Linked DNA regions of Homo sapiens: region 1 is linked to region 2. A link is a contact called in ENCODE Hi-C or POLR2A ChIA-PET data. All regions are on one chromosome and are shown on one strand. The core of a region is the stretch at or near the end of the contact, and the rest is flanking DNA. Distances in the headings are between cores, read along the strand shown.

Region 1 (4,195 bases), core at 844-3,343, 320 kb before region 2:
AGCGGTGCATCAGGAGCTAGAGAAACAGACGCTCACCCTGGGCAAGCAGACAAACCTCACCGTGAAACACTCAACGGCTGAGAGAGGGAGCTAATGCGGCTGGGAGGCCAGCACTGCCCAGCTCGAGGACAGGCAGGAGCTCTAAGAGGTAACAGAGCCCGAAGGTCACTGGAGTCTTCGAGTGCTCCGAGTTCACCTCGTGAAAGGTTTTGAGCAGAGAAATGAAAATATCCAACTTCAGTCTTAAAACTATCATTCTGTTGCCCTGGTTACAAGGCAGTGTTGTGGCCTGAATTGTGTCTCCCCAAAAAATATGTTGAAGTCCTAACCTCTGGGTACCTATGAATGTGACCTTGTTTGTAAACAGGGTCTCTGCAGATGTAAATAAGATGTAATTTAGACCAGGCGCGGCGGCTAACGCCTATAATCCCGGCACTTTAGGATAAAGATTAGCATAAAGATTCTTTACTTCCAAAGGGACTTGCTTGCCTTTGGGAGGCCGAGGCAGGCGGATCACGAGGTCAGAATTTCGAGATCAGCCTGGCCAACATAATGAAACCTCAGCTCTACTGAAACTACAAAAATTAGCCCGGCGTGATGGCTCACACCTGTAATCCCAGCTACTCAGGAGGGTGAGGCAGAACTGCTTGAACCTGGGAGGCGGAGGTTGCAGTAAGCCAAGATCACGCCATTGCACTCCAGCCTGGGCGACAGAGCAAGACTTTGCTTCAAAAAAAAAAAAAAAAAATATATATATATATACAATTTAAGACAAGGTTATACTGGAGTAGGATGGGCCCTTAATCCAACATTACTGATGTCCTTATGAGAAGAGTCGGGCTCACTGAGGAAGGAGGATCATCACTTGAGGCCAGGAGTTCAAGAACAGCCTGGGCAAAATAGTGAGACCCCCATCTCTACAAAAAAACACAATTAGCCAGGTATGGTGGCACATGTCTGTAGTCCTAGCTACTCGGGAGGCTGAGGAAGGAGGATCACTTAAGCCCAGGAGTTTGAGGTGACAGTGAGCTATAATAATGACACTGTACCCCAGCCTGGGTGACAGTGAGAGACCTTGTCTACAGATCTTTGAGAATAAACCTCTGTTGTTTTAAGCCACGCGGTCTGTGGCACTTTCTTACAGCTGCCTCAGGAAACCAGGAGAAACCAGGCGGCGACACGCAAAGCCGGAAAGGCGGGAGAGGAGGGGAAATGATAATGTCCCAGGCTTGGCCCAGCGCGGCAGGGTGAAGGTGAGGGCGGCTTGGGTTTTGTCTGCTTTGACTGGCGGCAGTGCCTAGGGACTCAGCACGTGGAGTGTGAAGAAAGAGGAATCAAAGACAACTGCGAGGCTCTGAACGCACAGCCAGGAAGATGGAGCTGCCATCACAGCGCCAGTCAGGCGGAGGAGGGAGCAGGTTTGGAGAAGAGAGCCTGATGTGTGCCTAGTGCGAAATGCCTGAGACATCCAGTGGAGACGCAAGAGTCCCCAAAAAATTATCAGTGTGCTCAAAATCCAGATGGCAGGAGAGCTACGAGGCAGACGCGTCCCCCAGCGAGCGTGTGGCGAGGACAGACCCAAGACATTCTGACCTACAGAGACCAGTGCGGGACGCAGCTGCGGGGCGGCGGGACAAGGAGAGGGGCCCGGGGCCCGCGCGCAGCTCCCGAGGTGGTGCAGGCCCTGGCGCCCGCGGGCTTCCTAAGACATCCCACGGGTGGGCTTCGGGGGAGTAGGGCGCCCTGTGGACCCAAGAGAAGCCTGGGGGGCTGCAGCTCGCGCAGGCCCGGCGCCCCCGCGCCCCCGCCCCGCCGCCCGCACCCTCGGCCGCCAGGCACTCACGTAGCGGCTGCACATGGCCACGGCGAGGTTGCGCAGGTGCGGCGTGGCCCCCACCCACAGGAACAGCGAGTCCGTCAGCCGCATGACGTGGAAGTGGACCAGCTGCTCCCACAGCCTCGCGCTGAAGTTGTGCAGGGAGACGTCCCCGCCGGCGGCGACAACCAGCCCCTCCATGCCGCCCCACGGCTCCCGGCCCACAGCGCCAGACCCGGGTCCTCGCCGCTGCCAGCCCCGCCAGACCCGATGGAGCGAGCACCGAGAGACCGAGCGCGCTTTCGCTTTCGGCCCCGGAAGGGCGGGGGTGAGGGGCGTGGTCGGGGAGGGGCGATCCCGGGCTTGGGTTGGGGGCGTGGTCGAGGCGGGGCGGCTGCCGGCCCTGGGCGGAGTAGCTGTCCCTGGTTGTCTTGCTGGCCTCTCCCGCACACCAGTACCTCTCTGGACGGGCTGGGGAAACCCACTTGAGTAGCAGAGTGCGACAGTGACCTCTAGGAGTCCACGGGCGCCCAGCAGAACTCACCCTCGCTTTGTTTCCCCCCACCCCCTAATTATTACTGACGCGGGGCATTCAAGGGCTGAAGCCAGCCGCACCGTCCTCCCAGGCCGTGACACTTCGCCCTACAGACATTAATTTAATTAAAAATTTAAAAAGACTGATTTTTAATTAGTTCTTCAAGCACTCTGAGAACGGCCACCTCCCGTCCCACCTCCTCCTCCTAGCAGCCCTTTAACTCCAAGGAGGCTTCGACGGCACCCAGCCCTAATTAAGAATGGCAACGGTATTGGGAGAAAGCCTTTAGAAAGGAAAATTGTGTCAACTAAGTTGGCAGGAGGATGGGCAGGCACCCTTTTGGACGCCGAGTCCCAAGCTGCAGTCATGTACATGGCCTCGGGCTACCCCCTTAACCTCTCTGAGACTCAGTTTCCTCATCTGCAAAATGCAAATAAGAACAGGTGCCTTTCGGAGACGTGGAAAGGATCTCAAGAGAGATTAATGGGAAGCACCAACAATCATCCAATCATCCCATTGTCATACCTATGGGGAGACCCCTTGAACACTTCAGGACATTACAGAGTTGAGAAAAGGAAGCCTTGATGGGTTAAGAGAGAAGGTGGTAAAAGAAAACAGCCCATTTTGTCAGATTCTGTTACAACTGACTTTAGAGATTTAACTTGGAACTATAAAAGGTCTGCTTTAAAAATCTCTAATAGATCTAAGTTGACTAAATTGAAATTTAAGAGGGCATTTTCCATAGTTCTATTTGCTAATTATCGATGATTCAATAATACAGTTAATTTTCAGGTCAATATTTTAACAGCTTTATTAAAATGTGATTAACATACAATAACTGCACATATATAGTGTACAAATTGAAGTCTTGACACGTTATAGCCAGTGAAATCATCATCACAATCCACAAAGTGAACGCGTCCAGTACTCCCTCCTGCCCTCAGTAATGACTCCTGCCCCCAACCACTGATCTGCTTCCTGCCACACAGATTAGTCTGCATTTTCCAGAGTTTTGTATCAGTGGAATCACACAGTATGTACTGTTTTTTGTCCAGCTTCTTTCCTTCATCATAATTATCTTGGGTTCATCTGCTTGTGTGTCAATGGCTTGTGTCTTTGTATTACTAAGCAGTGTTCCATTGTATGGCTACACCATAATTGTTTTATCCCTTTACTTTGTGATTTGAGGCCCTTCAATCAGCTAGGAGGACCCAAAGATTAAGGAAACAAAGTTACCGACCGGTGGAGAGTTCAAGGCCTGGCTGGCATGGCAAATTTCTCAATCTGGATTGTAATGATGGTTTCACTGGTTATACATGTCTCAAAACCTCAATGCTCCTCTCTCTCTCCAGCTTTGCTGTCACTGCTCGGGAAACACACAGGCAGAGGGTCACAGCCAGTCATGCCCAACATCAGCGGCCCTGGAACACTGCCCTGCAGTCCCTAGACAGCGTCCTCTCTCACTCCCCTTGACTATGCTCCCCAAACCCTGAGCTGACCCAAACCCAAGTTCAGCAGATGCCCTTGCTTCTGATGTTATGCAGAAAATAGAGGTGACAAAGCCAGATTTTCCCAGCTCCTTGTCCCTCTCCTAAAATGCTTATCTTCATTGGACCCTATCTTTCCTTCTGCTCACTCTGTGACAGTGAAAGATAAAGATGTCCCTCCTTGTACAGAAGGTCAATCCATCCACCTGTGCTCTGACCCTGTCCTTTCACGTCCTCAGGAACCCCCCTCATTATCTGTGATGCGTCTCCAAAGAGCCTGCATGTGCCACCTAGGTCCACTTCAAAAAAAACTTGTCCCAACTGCTACAAATCCTACCTTCTGCCACGGCCTCCTCT
Region 2 (4,063 bases), core at 891-3,390:
GGTCTCAAACTCCTGACCTCAAGTGATCTGCCGGCCTCAGCCTCCCAAAGTGCTAGGATTACAGGCGTGAGCCACCGCGCCTGGCCTATATTTACGTAACTTTTATTACAGTATGTTATTGTAAACCAAAAATAAAATACTTTTTTTTTTTTTTTTTGAGATGGAGCTTAACTCTTATTGCCCAGGCTGCAGTGCAACGGCGCGATCTCGGCTCACCGCAATCTCCGCCTCCTGGGTTCAAGCGATTCTCCTGCCTCAGCCTTCCGAGTAGCTGGGATTACAGGCATGCGCCACCACGCCCAGATAATTTTGTATTTTTAGTAGAGACAGGGTTTCTCTGTGTTGGTCAGGCTGGTCTCGAACTCCCGACCTCAGGTGATCCGCCCGCCTCAGCGTCCCAAAGCGCTGGGATTATAGGCATGAACCACCAAGCCTGGCCCAAAAATAAAATTCTAAGCCCCCCAACCAAATGGACCCCTCCTCTCAGCCAAAGGCATTCGAAAGTAAACCTGAAACACTAGTTCAGGCCACGATGTGAAATAGGGAGGAGGGGCTCAGACATGCCTCATTCTACCTTCCTCCCGTTGGAATTCAGGCACAGCTGACCAGCATTACATTAAAACAGACCTTAACGCTGACAAAACAGACTCTATCTAGCAATTAGCTACCAACATGACAGACAACGGGCCCTGAAAGAAATTGAAGTATTTTACCCCAAAACATATTTCTTTGACATATTTTGAAATGGCCCTGCAAAGCTGCCTCTTGTGGGGAAAATCTACATTTTTGTAGATAATCTCCTTCCCTTTCCGGGTCTTTCTCCTGATCCAGGAGAGTCTGAAAAGAGACATTTACAATAGATGCTCTCTGAAGCCTGCTCGCTTCATCTGCAGAATAAGACCCTTGGTCTCCACAACACCTTATCTTAACCCACACACTCCCTTCTATTGATTTCAGGTCTTTAGATGAACTTTCAACCAGAAAATCTTGGAATCCACCTGCGACCCAGAAGCTCCCCCCTGACCACCACCACCTTGGGCACGTGTTCTCAGGATCTCCAGGGGCTGTGTCAGAGGCCACGGTCACTCACATTTGGCTCAGAACAAATCTCTTCAAATACTTTACAGAGTTTGACAGTATTTCAATTTTATTGCATATATTATATTGCATATGAGTTTAACTCATATTTTGAGTTTTTAATCTCTTACTGTACCTAATTTATAAACTTTATTATATGTATAGAAAAAAACAGTATATATAGGATTCAGTACTATCCATAGTTTCAGGCATCCACTGGAGATCTCTGAACATATCCCTTGCAGGTAAGGGGGGAAGCTGCTGTGTACTTCTATATGTGTCGCATGTGAAGCGTGGCCAAAATGGGAAATCTGAAAATGAAGGGGGAAAATGAACATAATTAGGGCTTTGTTTACTTTCAGAAATGGGGTGTTATGTTGCCCAGGCTGGCCTCAAATTCCTGGACTCCAGCAATCTACCCCACCTCAGCCTCCCACGCAGCTGGGATTACTGGCATGTACCCCCACACCCAACATGGGTGGCTTATATCTTTTTAAGTTTACTTATTGTAAGTCATGTTGGCTACAATTAAAAATATATATTATATACTTGAAAATGAGTAAGATTCAAAATGTTCTTGTAAACTGTGTGTCTTCCCCTATCTGAAGGAATTTGGGAGGAGCAACCTTGCAAGAACCTTGGTCTTTTTACACCCAGAAATTGGTTTTTGGTTTCACTGACTTCAAGAATAAAACCGCAAACCCTCAGTGAATACTATAGCTCTTAAGGCGGCGCGCCTGGAGTTGTTCGTTCACTCTCACTGGGCTCGTCGTCTCACCCACTATAGAAATGAAATTGCAACTTTCGCAGTGAGTGTTCCGTTCCTCCTAATGGGCTCGTCGTCTCACCCACTTCAGAAATGAAGTTGCAACTTTCACAGAGTCGTCTCACCTACTTCAGAAATGAAGTTGCAACTTTCACAGATGAGTGTTTCGTTCCTCCTGCCGGGCTCGTCATCTCACCCACTTCAGAAATAAAGTGACAATTTTCGCAGTGAGCGCTACAGCTCATAAAGGCAACGCAGACGCCAAATGCAAACGAACAAACCTTATCACAGCACAGAAAACCCCAACGGGTTACCACTACAAGCTCCGGCAGCCTGCTTTTATTCTTTTATCTGGCCCCACCCACATCCTGCTGATTGGTAGAACCAAGTGGTCTGTTTTGACAGGGCGCTGATTGGTGCGTTTACAATCCCTGAGCTAGACATAAAGGTTCTCCAAGGCCCCACCAGAGTAGCTAGATATAGAGTGTCAATTGGTGCATTCACTAAACCTTGAGCTAGATGCAGGATGCTGATTGGTGTGTTTACAAACCTTGAGCTAGATACAGAGTGCCGATTGGTGTATTTACAATCGCTGGGCCAGACACAAATGTTCTCCATGGTCCCCACCAGACTCAGGAGCCCAGCTGGCTTCACCCAGTGGATCCTGTACTGGGGCTGCAGGTGGAGCTGCCTGCCACTCCCACGCCATGCGCCCACACTCTTCAGCCCTTGGGTGGTCGATGGGACTGGGAGCCATGGAGTAGGGGGTGGTGTTCATCAGGGAGGCTCGGGCATGGCGGGCTGCAGGTCCCAAGTCCTGCCCCGCGGGAAGGCAGCTAAGGCCCAGTGAGAAATAGGGCGCAGCGCTGGTGGGCTGGCACTATGGGGGAACCCAGTACACCCTCTGCAGCCACTGGCCCGGGTGCTAAACCCCTCATTGCCCGAGGCCGGCATGGCCGGCCGGCTGCTCCGAGTGCGGGGCCCGCCAAGCCCACGCCCACCCGGAACTCCAGCTGGCCCGCAAGCGCCGCGCACAGCCCCAGTTCCCGCTGGCGCCTCTCTCTGCACACCTCCCTGCAAGCTGAGGAAGCCGGCTCCGGCCTTGCGTGGCCAGCCCAGAAACGGACTCCAACAGTGCAGCGGCGGGCTGAAGGGCTCCTCAAGTGCCGCCAAAGTGGGAGCCCAGGCAGAGGAGGCACCCAGAGCGACCGAGGGCTGTGAGGACTGCCAGCATGCTGTCACTTCTCACTTTGTACTTTTAAAAGGAAAGAATTCAAATGAGAGACAGGCAAGGGAACATTTATTTTAAGCAATGTGAAAGTTCATTGGAGAAAGTAGGCTTGGAAGAGGGTCAAGCAGGAGACTTCAAAAATCAAGTGCTGCTTCCGCTTTGATTTTTTTTTTTTTTTGGACGGAGTCTCGCTCTATTGCCCAGGCTGGAGTGCAGTGGTACAATCTCAGCTGACTGCAACCTTTGTCTCCAGGGTTCAAGCGATTCTCCTGCCTCAGCCTCCCGAGTAGCTGGGACTACAGGTGCTTGCCACCACGCCTGGCTGATTTTTTGTATTTTTAGTAGAGACAGGGTTTCACCATGTAAACCAGGATGGTCTTGATCTCCTGACTTCATGATCCACCTGCCTCAGCCTCCCAAAGTGCTGGAACTACAGGCGTGAGCCACCACCCCAGGCCTGCTTACAGTTTTTATACCCCTTACTCTTTTCCAGGCTGTCTCCACTCTTTGTTCTTCACCTCCCGGGCTGGCCCTCAAGTATTGCATGCCCAGTAGCCCTCCCAGTAGGCGCTGGATGGTTACTGAAGTTGTGCGCATGCCCATTAGATGCAATTCTCCCTTACTGGTCGAGCGCCCCTAGAGGAAAGTCATACACCGGGTAAATTTCACACCTTTCTATTACTGCACATGCTCAAAACCTTGTCTGGGACTGCCTTGCTAACTCCAGGTGTCTTCTGTCTGTTGCAAGACTCCTGTTATTCCCAGCGCCAGCCATGGCCACTTATTACCCTAGAGGGATAGTTTTATGCCCTTCAATCCCGGTCCCAATGAGAACCAGACAGCTCTGGGGTCCCTTCCTTGTCTTGCTCATTATTTCAGAGGGACAGATTTATAATTGTGACTGTGGCTTGACAAATGTCCAACATTCTTGGGGGCCCGTGCATGCCCTGCTCACGTCTAACCGCCTACTCTGACATTCTCATCACAAA

The links. A loop is a pair of places that touch in the nucleus more often than their neighbours do. ChIA-PET counts read pairs that join two places held with the same protein, here RNA polymerase II (POLR2A). Pooled maps may share reads with other maps.
Region 1: a map of vagina shows a loop between it and region 2 (8-fold over the local background). The contact joins the promoter of PSMG4 here to the enhancer-like site in region 2. A Hi-C loop is called at or near these places in 1 of 168 maps with a recorded cell type or tissue (vagina) and 5 of 50 pooled maps. POLR2A ChIA-PET finds 5 or more read pairs at or near these places in 1 of 52 experiments (OCI-LY7).

Annotation. Positions count from the first base shown.
Region 1 is chr6:3,256,845-3,261,039 of GRCh38, reverse strand. PSMG4 (proteasome assembly chaperone 4) reads right to left here and starts at 2,093. Exons shown (of 3, transcript NM_001128591.2): 1 at 1,844-2,093. The coding sequence starts at 2,017. RefSeq lists an enhancer at 1,384-1,513 and silencers at 1,634-1,733, 1,784-1,903, 2,024-2,273.
Region 2 is chr6:2,938,473-2,942,535 of GRCh38, reverse strand. No RefSeq gene overlaps it. Among named protein-coding and RNA genes, the nearest start is that of SERPINB6, 31 kb to the left of the region's middle. Within about 2 kb of position 2,140, at least 9 of the 41 ENCODE cell types and tissues checked have a DNase peak (open chromatin) inside an H3K27ac peak, as active enhancers do.